2 separate regions of the Mus musculus genome follow, and region 2 is linked to region 1. A link is a loop called in an ENCODE intact Hi-C map of the cell type or tissue named here. Cell type or tissue: left cerebral cortex. All regions are shown on one strand. Each heading gives the region's core, and the rest is flanking DNA. Links, peaks and the distances in the headings are about the cores only.

Region 1 (5,374 bases), core at 95-5,094:
GGCCTAAACCTCTTCCAGGCAGCTTGGCCGGTTTCTGTTGCTTCCGGACAGCTGGTCTGGTCTCTGTCTTTTTACAGATCTTCTCCCCTCAGCTTCCATCTTTGCAGCTCCCAGAGAAGAGGAAGCTGAGCTTTTCTTACTTATGCTGTCAGGGAGGGGCCTAGTGAATCTGGTCAGTTTCAGGGACTTCCTGCAGCTATTTTGAGTTGTGTACCTTCCTGTTTCAGGTGCTTCCTTGCCAGGTAGGAATATTTCAGTCTCCAAGGAAACCGTTAAACAGCCCCACCTTTCCATTTTGAGACAGTCTTATTTGTCTTTGTCACTGCATACACTGGGCTAGCCTGCCCACACACTTCCAGGATTGTGCCATCTCCATCTCCCATCCCGCCAAAGTCATGCTGGGATTAGGAGTGTGCTACTATGTCTGGCTGTATGTGTGCTCTGAGGCCTCAAACCTCCATCTTCAATGATTGTCCCACCCGAGTGCCCCTCCCCCGCCCCAGCCCTCTTTCCAGCCCCGGAGCCATGTCCTTTTGAAGCACACATGCTTGATTGATGCCGTGCCACAGACTCATTATCGTCCAGGCCATTATCATCCAGGCCGCATGCTCAGACTTCAGCGTGATGCGGTCGATCATCATTAACAGAAGCAGCAGACAACATAATTTGTGAGTGGGCATTTAAGCCAGAAGCAGCATTAAAATCAGCATAATCTAGGCTACAGGGGAGCGATGGAAACCAGACCATCTAAGAAAACTCAGAACAGGGCGGACTTTTTACATTTGGCCTGTAAAGGTCAGCCAAGCATAAGGGCAGTCAGCCGGGGATGGCGGTGCTGATGGTGGTGCGGATGGCGGTACGGATGGCGGTGCTGAATACCCAGGAAGCCCCCAATGTGTTCTCAAGGCGGATGGACAGTGGCTATCAAGACAGACTCCCCTAGTGCTCAGGAGGGAAGCTGAAAGGGTTCCTGGGAGGCAGGTTGAAGAGAAAGCACATCCTCCACACAGTGGCCTGTCTCCACCCAGCCTGGTGCAGACTCAGGACAGGGCTCCAGAGGTGCTGGACAAAGCCACCTGGCTAAACTGGGATGGCTTGGGAAGGTGGGAAGGGGACGCTGGAGCCGTGGGACGGATTCCACCACAGAGCAAAGTGTTTGCTGACCTCGAGTACGAACTTCAGTAACCCTGAGGAGAGGAGGAAAGGACGGAGCCCTGCTGGAGAGAAGAAAAAGGAAATCTCAGAGAGATGAATGCAGACCACGAGTGTTCTTAGTTTAGGAGAACAGTTGAAGATCAGGTGGCAGGGAGCCACAGGTGATTCACGTGACAGTGATGGAAGAAAGAGGGAGGAGCTGCTATGAGTGTGTGTGTGTGTGTGTGTGTGTGTGTGTGTGTGTGTGTGTGTGTGTGAGAGAGAGAGAGAGAGAGACTATTCCGCACAGGCAGACAGCTACCCTACAACAGAGATTGCAAAAGGTCTGCCCCTCTCTGAGGATGCTGGCAGTTCCCAGCCACCCACTCCAGGAAGCAACTGATGTTCCACAGAGTTCTGTGTTGCGGATCCAGATGTGTTGCGGATCCAGATGCCAGATGCCACTGAAGATAGATTTGTTATGTGTGTGTGGGTGGGGTGCTGGGGGTGCAGGAGTCCTGGGGTCAATTTCGGGTTACCGGGCTTGACCTCAAGCACCTACTGAGCCACCTCACGTCCCTCAATCCAGCTTTTACTTGATTCTGGCTTCCAGTGCGCTCGCTATAGTCCGGGGGAATGTGAATATAGACACAGCTAACCAAGTCTGGCCCTGCACTAATTTCTATAAATGGAGGTTTTCTTGAGACACACGTTCGCCAATCTTTTCACATGCTGTCTCTGGCTCCTTGGCTACAATGACTGAGTGAAGAGTTGACGTAGACTTCTAAAGGCTGAAAATACTCTCTGACTTTTTACATAAAGTTCATGGACTTAGACATAGTGGACACAGCCCATAGCTTTTACCCAAGTTCACTGCTGAGCCCTCACTGTCTCTCCGTGACCTCATGGGTACTATTTGCAATGCATCTCAGAGGGAGGGAGTCTCACCTCTCTCCAGCAATGTTAACCACCACCACCAACAGAGAAGAGAGAGGTAAATATTATCAAAAAGGCACTCTCATTCCTCTCAGCAGTTCAGTTAAGACAAGAGACATAGGCAGAAAGCAGCCAGCCTAGAACTGGTGTGTCACTACTGCCACCAGGTGTCTACAGGCTGCTACTGCACCTCAGTGTCCTACTGGATCAGTGGCAGGGATCAAAAATCAGCGCCCAGGGGGCATGTGGTGGCATAGACCTATAATCCCATCCTTTGGGAAACTGAGGTAGGAGGATTTATATAAGTTCAAGATCAGGTGGGTCACATCACATGTAAATTATCAGATGAGCTAGGTACCTCGCCAAATTAGGTCTCAAAAGGGGGGAGGGAAGATTGGCCAAGGATACAGCTCAGTTGATAGACTGTGTGTCTAGCATGCACAGGGTCCCGGGATTAATCACCAGCATGGAGTAAAGCAGGCATGGTGGGCCGCATCTGTAAATCCCAGCACTTAAGAAGAGAGAAGGTGAATTTAGTGCTGTCCTCAGCTGTATAGTGAGTTTGAAGCTAGCCTAAGACACATGAGAGAGACACTGTCTTAAAAAAAAAAAAAAAACCAAACCCAAAACCTGTCCTCTGAGTAAGGAAGAGTCAGCCAGGCATGAGCAGTCTGTGGGCCAAGGGAAACACGTCTTAGCTTAGTGTTGCTTTCTGATCTGGTCCCTCCGTGGTTTCTTTTGGCTCCAACCACAAAGAAATGCCGAAGCCCGTATGTCCTTGGGGAGTCGGATGATTAAAGTGGTTTTCCTTTTCAGAAGTATCATTAAGAGGAGACCACACCTCTCAGCCCTCACTTCAAGGTACACATAACTCGAACCAGAAGGGAGAGCGAGTGAAGCAATCTTATGCTTAGACGTTGTGCTTTGCACCCCGTTTCCAGCTTTGGCGAGGGGGTGTTTATAGCCTGGACCGATGGCTCCGACCGGTGTCCGGCTGCAGGGCTGTGCAGAACGGGCAGTGCTGGCTGCAGATCGGACAACCCACAAACGGGCCTCCCCTGGTTCCCTGCACTTCGTGCTGCATGCCCCGGCCGGCTGCTGGTGCCCAGTGTTCAGACACTTAATCAAGGATGTCTGCTGGGTTAACCACCACTTTCAGACCAAGTCTGTGCCTGTTCCAAGTCTGCATCTGATAGCAGATCAAAGAGTAGAGACCATAAACGACATACATCTTTCGAGCTATAAAACACAGGCGTTGCTATATGACCAATCATGGGATGTGGGGGTCAGAACACACTCGTGGAGTAGCGATGGCTTTGTTTTCCTGTCTCACCGAGCTTCTGAGGAGCAGCCTGTGATAGCTGCTCCCAGCAAGAATCCACAGAGTGCGTGCTTGCCTCTATGGGCACCAAGTTCACCTGCCTTTTAGGGACATTCCAGGGAGACCCTCCCTGTCCCCGGGTTGTTGCTGTGGAGCTCCCCCTGCCCTCTGTCTTAGCCTCTCTGGAAACCTTCTCTAGGCTGAGGTATAGCTGGTGAGTTAGCAAGAGGGTGTGCAGGCAAAAGTGCGATGCCTTTTACCCTGCCGGCCCCTCTCCTCACCACAGCCCTTCACTCGACTCCCCTGCTGCAGGCCTTTATCTGCACCCAAAGATCTTGTCCTCCGTTTCACCTAAGCGAGCCAGCCTTTCTCCCATGTAGCTGTCCTCTAGGGAGATCTAGAGTGGTCCACCCACAATCCTCTTCCCACAGTTTTCCCTTCCAGGCCACTGGCATTGGAGAACGGCCCACAGCGCCACCATGTGGTAGTCTGGCTTCAAGACTCACTATGAGGCAATGGGGGAGAAAGGCTTCAAAAAGGCCAGTGAGGTGCGTCTCTGAGTTGCCTCACCTCGAGAGGCTTAAATAGAACTTCTCTAAATTGGTGTTGGGCTACATTTACTCTCTCCATAAAGCTAAAGTCTATCTGTCTATTAATCTTTTCTATCTTTATCTTCTATTTATCTCCTTCTGTAGGAGTTGGTAAACATTCCCTAGATGTTTTGCAAAAGTCGTGTTTATCTCCCCGCTATCTGGCTCTCAGCATTTCCCACCTCGTTTACCTCATCACAAAGTAGATTCATCATCCTTACTCCTTCTTTCCAAGAATTAAAATAGAGCATTTGGGTGATCCTCTGCAAAGAGACCAATAGAGCAGGAAGCTGTAACAATCAACGAGGTGTGGGGAGGCCAACCGCAGAGGCCCCTGTTTGCTATTGTGGGTTATTGTACGTCACGTTTAGTGTTGTAGTAACTTTAGTAAGATTCATTTATCTTATTTTGTCTGTATGAGCGTTTTGCCTGTTTGTGCACCATCCCCACAGAGGTCAGAAACAGAGTCATGGATGGCTGTGAACTGCTGTAAGGTTGCTGGGAATTGAACCGAGATCCTTTGTAAAAGAAGTCAGTGCTCTTAGCTGCTGAAGCCCTACCCCCAATATATTTTTCAAGAACTGGGTATGACCTGATGTCTTAGTTAGGGCTTTACTGCTGTGAACTGACAAGTCTTGTCAGTATGAGTATTTGGTCAGGGAAAGGGGCACCATGACCAAGTCAACTCTTATAAGGACAACATTTAATTGGGGCTGGCTTACAGGTTCAGAGATTCAGTCCATTATCATCAAGGCAGCAACATGGCAGTATCCAGGCAGGCACGGTGCAGGAGGAGCTGAGAGTTCTACATCTTCATCTGAAGGCTGCTAGCAGAATCCTGGCTTCCAGGCAGCTGGAAAGAGGGTCTTAAAGCTCACACCCACAGTGACACATCTACTCCAACAGGGCCACACCTTCTAATAGTGCACTCCCTGGGCTGAGAATATGCAAACATCTGACTTGTCCACAGTTAAGAGGGTTCTTTCTCACGGACCATCTCAGAAAATAAGGCATGAGGTTACTCACGCATCTTCATGGCATCCCTGTGATTCCCTAGGCTCCCTCTTTTTTGGGGGAGAACTGATTGGGCTGTAAGTGGTCTCCAGAGACAAGCTTGCTTCTGATGTCTTGCTCCGAAACCCACTAGCAACTTCAGAAGAGACAGCCCTGTGCCCAGAGAGTCTTTCTTTTGCTTCCCTTATTACCTGGACTAGATTCCAGACCCCTCTGATCTCACCTCACTGTCTCAAAACAAGGAGGCTACCGAGACCCCCACCCCCACCCTGTTTGCCCTAAGCAGCTAGCAGCCGCTTCTCCCTCCCCCCATCAGCAGCACAAGGGGCTCTTTATGCTCACCCCTTCTTCCTCCACTGTTGCTTCAGCCGCCCCCACC
Region 2 (5,374 bases), core at 274-5,273, 120 kb before region 1:
CTCTTCACTGGGTTAGAGTCCCCTGTCCCTAACATGGCACCCAAGCCACGCTGATCAATACGGCACATGGCTGCCTCGTGCAAATCAAATCTGCTCCTACCAGATAAATGAGAACGAAATGAAAACCCGGCCCAGTGCCGTGAAAATGAATCTTTGTGGCTCGGGACACAATTACGAGTGACAGTATCATTGGTGGGTTATGAAGGAGACGGATCTTAAATAACTCAGGAGGGAGCAGAAATTATGTGCTGTTGAAATGTTGTTCGATAACAGAAAGTTCTCCTGTGAGGGGGCCAATGGCAGCATCCACGATGCAGAGATTGGCGAACATTGCTCCGTGCCAGGTATAAAGGAGCAAAGGGACGTTTCTGATTGGTGCATCTCATACGCCATCCCACGCGTGCATACGGAATGGAATTAGCTCATCGTTACCAGTCCACATTTGGGTGCTGCACCCAGACCTGTGTCTTCAAAAATGCATGCACTGTGGTGGAGAGTGCGCTCTGCTTCAGCGGGAAGATCAGACATTTGCTTCATATCCAGAGTCCGTGCGTATTTGGATTAGGACTTTGTCTGGCCACTAGGGCTCCTCCTGATCGCTGCGTTTGATCCCCCTAGCCTCAAGGCTCTGCAGTGAATGCTGACTTTGAGTGAGACAATCTTAGGGCTGGTGAGTAGACAACGGTGCCGCTGCGTGAATTCTGGAAGATCATAAATGCTTAGAAATATCCTTACTTAGAGCAAAGAAGGTTCTAGAAGGTGTGGTCATTCAATCCAAGCAGACACCCGTGAGTGTCCGTTAACCCCCAACCTTGGGTAATGGGTAGATCCAAGGTCCTGGGGCCCAATTATGTGACTTGTTTACATTCACTAAGGTTCGGGGTTGAAAGCACACAGAGTTCTGCACGGCTCTCAGTGCTGTGGTCAAGCACCCAAGCACACAGGTAGGCCTGTGTATGTGTTCTTTAGAGTTTAATAGCATTTAAAATGTAGGAAAGCGTAAGTTTAGACTCAGGGTCCAACTTAAGATTAGGGCAGAAATGAGACATCTGCATCTCACTCTTTAGTTATCTGTTAAAACAGCGGACCCCAGAAATTGGAGTTTCCCCAGGAGTCTCTTGATGGGAGACACAAGGGGCTGATGCCTGGTGCCAGCCAGAGGAGAAGCTTGTCTTCTGGCTGACAATCCGTCAGACCACCTCGCAGGAGAGACCAGGACCAAGACATTGATGGGTGATGGACAGGACCCTGTCCAGGCCAATCTGCTTATTTGGCTTCCGTTTAAACTTAAACCTCATGCTAGTGCCCCTAAGGTGGACCTGGGATGAGGGAGGTGGTCGCCGGGCCTCTTTGTTATCCTTTCCAATGTGGCCGCATTTAATAAATCCCCTCCCCCTCTCAGACTTTAGCTTCTCCTTGGCAGTTTCATTGCCATGTTGAGGGTGAGAAGCTGAATCTGGCTTGCCGAGGGGCTTCCAGGGCTCAAACTCTGACCTTAGGCACTCCAGAGACACTGAGATGACGAACAAGGACCCCGCTTGACACACCGTGGCTTCATTCCTGGGCCCTTGAAATACTCTGTCCCAGTTAGTAGGATTTTTGGGAAGAATTTTCCAGCTCCTGAAACATTTCTGAAAATCAAAATACAAGGAAAAAAAAAGAGCCTTTTCTTTTTTAGAAACCGTGATTTGAGTGTGAGGCAAATGGTATTTCCAAGGCAGGCAGGGAGCAACCGGGGAAAGTTTCCTCTCTTAAACACCCACTCGAAAATCAAGATACAGGGAAACATCACGGGTACCAGAGCAAGCTTGCGTTTAGTGTTTAGCTTTGTATTCAGTGAACACAGGGAGGACAAATGGAAGCAGGGCTCTGCTCAGCAGAGCTGGTATTTTAATGACCATTTTTCCCCCCTATTCTATATTTGCCGTAATCTGGGCAAGCGGGTACACAAATAACCACAATTTGTAAATTGCGCCTGACATATTTTCTGCTCTTTGAATTCCGTGAGTGCCTGCAGTATAATTAGAAATAAGCAATCTTTTACATCAGTAATAGGAAAAGGGACGTGGTTTCTGCATGCAAATAAGACGTTACCTAAACAGAAAATTACAGCTGCAAAGCGGACTGTCGTCACCAAGGAAGAAAGGGGACTGTTGAAGGCGGTGGGGACGGCTGCCAGCTTTGCAAGCTGACATCTTCCTCTGATGTCTGCTCACCTGCTGAGTTGCACAGGTGGACAGAAGAGGCTCAGATGATGCAAGACCCTAAGGAGAAATGCATTGGGCTTCCCTGGTGGGCCTAGACAGTGGGCTGAACAGACCCACCTAATATACAGGTCCTCAGCCTAATATACAGTTCTCTGTGTGTGTGTGTGTGTGTGTGTGTGTGTGTGTGTGTGTGTGTGTGTGTGCGTGCGCGCGTGCGTGCGTGTGTGCGCGTGTGTGCGTATGTGGAAGCCAGAGGTCAACCTCAGGTATCATTCCTCAGGAGCTGTCCATCTTGATCAATCTTTTTTGTGTATATATGCATATGTGATGTGGTGTGTGTGTGTGTGTGTGTGTGCGCGCGCGCGTGCGCGAGCGTGTGTGTTCATAAAGGTGCTTGTGTATGTATATTTGCATGCATGTGGAGGCTAGAGGCTGATGTCTGGTATCTTCCACTATTCTCTCTGTCCTGTCTTTTGAGGCTGAATCTCTCACTGAACCCAGAGCTCACTGACTGAGTGGACCTGGACTGGCCAGCAAGTTCTTGGGGATCTACCTGTCTCCATCCCCTGTGTTACAGGGTTATGGGCATATGTGACTCACCTAGCTCTTATGTGGGTGCCAGGAATCTGAATCCATAGGATTATATGGTAGTCACTTTACTCAATGGAGCCATCTCCCTACCCATTAATTTAAAATTTTAATATATATATATATATATATATATATATATATATATATACATACATACATATATGTGTGTGTATATATTATGTATGTATGCATGCATATATATATATATACATATGTGCGTGTGTTATATAATGTGCATGAGTATTTTGCCCATATGTATACCACGTATGATCAGTGCCCATAGAGGCCAGCAGAGGGCATCAGATCTCTTGGACCTAGAGTTACACGTGTCTGTAGGCTTCCATGCAGATGCTGAGAGCTGCACCCAGGTCCTCTATGAGAGCAACAGATGCTCTGAAGCACTGGGCCATCTTTCAGTCCCTACCTTTACCTTGTTTCGGGTGAGAGGGCCTCTTACTGGCCTAGAACTCACTAAGAAGGCAGTGCCAGCCAATCAGTGAACATCAGGGACCTGCCTGACTTGGTCTCTTCTGTGATGGGGATTGCATGTTGCCATACCTAGCTTTTGAATATTGATCATACTCAGATTCCCATGCTGGGACAGCAAGCCCTTTAACCACTGAGCCGTCCTCCCAGCTCTGCTCAGCCCCTCCCCACATGGGTCCATATTGGAAAAGGAAGGAAGAGTTTTCAATGGTCTGACCCTTTTTTAATTTCAATTAAGTTTGTTTGTGTCATTCATTCTTTCATTCATTCATTCATTCCTGCAATGAGTGATTCTTTTCTGTGACCTAAACTACTGAGCTGCTGTTCAGATAAGACATTCAGTTCTATGGGGGGGAGCTTTTGAGCAGAGACCTGAATGATATAAGGGAGGTTGTCAGGAGAATGTCTTCAGAGAGAGTGTGGGGGTCAGAGGGAGCACCCCACAGAGAAGGACCTCAGACTCAAAACGCATCAGTGAGACAGCCAGACCTGAGAGATGGTTGATGTATCTAAGGGATAATCAACACGCCAGTGTCTGCCACCTGGGGGCTATGAGTAGACAGAAAAGAAAGTAGGAGAAGATTCCAGAAGAGCAGACAGCAGCATGGCCAGGGAGGATGTTGGGATGTCAGGAGAGGCTGGTCTCCTGGGAGCCACAGGGGAGGTGTGTTCAGAGTCTGTGGCAGAGGACTTAATAGACAGCTGCCGTGCAGAGAGAGTGTGTGCGCAGTGAGATCTGGGGAGGGACCAATGGGTTAGGCTGGCTGGAGACTGCTGTTGACCCTGGCTAGAGTATCCACGGTGGGATGGTGATGGGGAAAAGCTAGTTAGAGTGGGTCAGAGAGAGAATGAGAGATTTGAAAGTGAAGACAAGGGAAGTAGGAGGCTCTACCAGGGAGTGTCTGTTGGAAGGACACTGGGAGGACAGAGCAATGGCGGCTGTGACACTCATGGGAGGACAGAGCAATGGTCTCTGTGACACTCATGGGAGGACAGAGCAAGAGGATGACAACAGAACTATGATCTCATAGAACTGAGCCACAGGAATGAGAGGGACTGAGAAATCGGTGACCGGAGAACTGCGGGGGCAGCATAGTTGGGAGGCAAAAGATGTGGACAGAATAGGAACATCCCTTGTGTATTCGATGGGAGGCAAAGTACATGGGAGTGGATGATGTTTTCTTTCCATTTTTCAATTACGTAAGGAATATAAGCCATCAACTATGAGGAAGGTGACCTTGGGGACTAGGCACCTTTGGCAATTGGAGGCTGCCCTTCTCGGGGGGTCTTACAGAAGCACTCTGCAGCCCAGCGAGACTTCAAGCTGGGGCTGACATCCTGGTGCAGTGTTTTCCTCAAGACCATCCACTTCCTTAGAGACCGGTGCAGCTTAGGTGGAGAGCTGACATTAGCCAGGCACATGGGGAAGGATGTGTGGTTTTTAACAAGGGACCACTGCTGCGTACGATGGGGAACGAGAAGGAAGAGATGGTGAGAGCCCAAAAGTGGTCGACTGGTCCCCATGGGAACAAAGAGTCATAAGTCTGGAGAGTCATTGGGAAGGAATTGGGAATGCGAAAGGCCAGGCTGATATGAGAGATGATTCGAGTTTAGATGTGGGGGTTGGTTTTGTTGTAACAATGTCAGTGGGGTGTAGTGTACAATGTAGTGCTCCCTTAATCCTAGCACTGTGGAGGCAGAGGTAGGTGGATCTCTCTGAATTGGAGTCCAGCCTGGTCTACAAAGCAAGGTGCAGGCCACCCAGGGATGCCAGAGCTTGTGTAGTCAGACCCTGTCTTCAGTATATCAATCAATAATCCATAAATCAATAATGACTTTGGGGCTAACCGGCTTAATGAGAAGGACAATGCCGTTGGAAGTGAGACAGGAACAGAACACAAGCATTAGATAGCTTAGCCCCGTGGAGACTGACAGCGCACTAAGTGTGCTTCACTTATCAAAGATGTGACCCTTTAGCCAGAAGTGGTAGACAGATGTTAACAACAACAACAACACAGCCATGATTGAACTATTTCTGGCCTTGGGATGGACTCACAGCGTCATAGACCCAGCACTTCATTAGAACAAAC

What was found. Peaks named below come from ENCODE experiments on the same cell type or tissue, not always from the same donor. Only the 100,000 strongest peaks of a DNase experiment are listed, where the experiment ranks them.
Region 2: a loop joins it to region 1, with 5 times the contacts of the local background. A loop is called at or near these places in 13 of 42 quality-filtered maps.

What each region holds. Positions count from the first base shown.
Region 1 is chr11:113,294,847-113,300,220 of GRCm38, reverse strand. The region is part of intron 7 of Slc39a11 (solute carrier family 39 (metal ion transporter), member 11); the gene reads left to right. Among named protein-coding and RNA genes, the nearest start is that of Gm51927, 11 kb to the left of the region's middle. In left cerebral cortex, for the core only: CTCF peaks have their summits at 2,246 and 3,877 (motif pointing left); DNase peaks (open chromatin) are centred at 1,281, 1,555, 2,231 and 3,857.
Region 2 is chr11:113,415,873-113,421,246 of GRCm38, reverse strand. All of the region lies in intron 5 of Slc39a11 (solute carrier family 39 (metal ion transporter), member 11), which reads left to right. Among named protein-coding and RNA genes, the nearest start is that of Gm42094, 24 kb to the right of the region's middle. In left cerebral cortex, for the core only: a CTCF peak has its summit at 3,127 (motif pointing right); DNase peaks (open chromatin) are centred at 479, 1,779, 2,061 and 3,234; H3K27ac peaks cover 1,091 bases.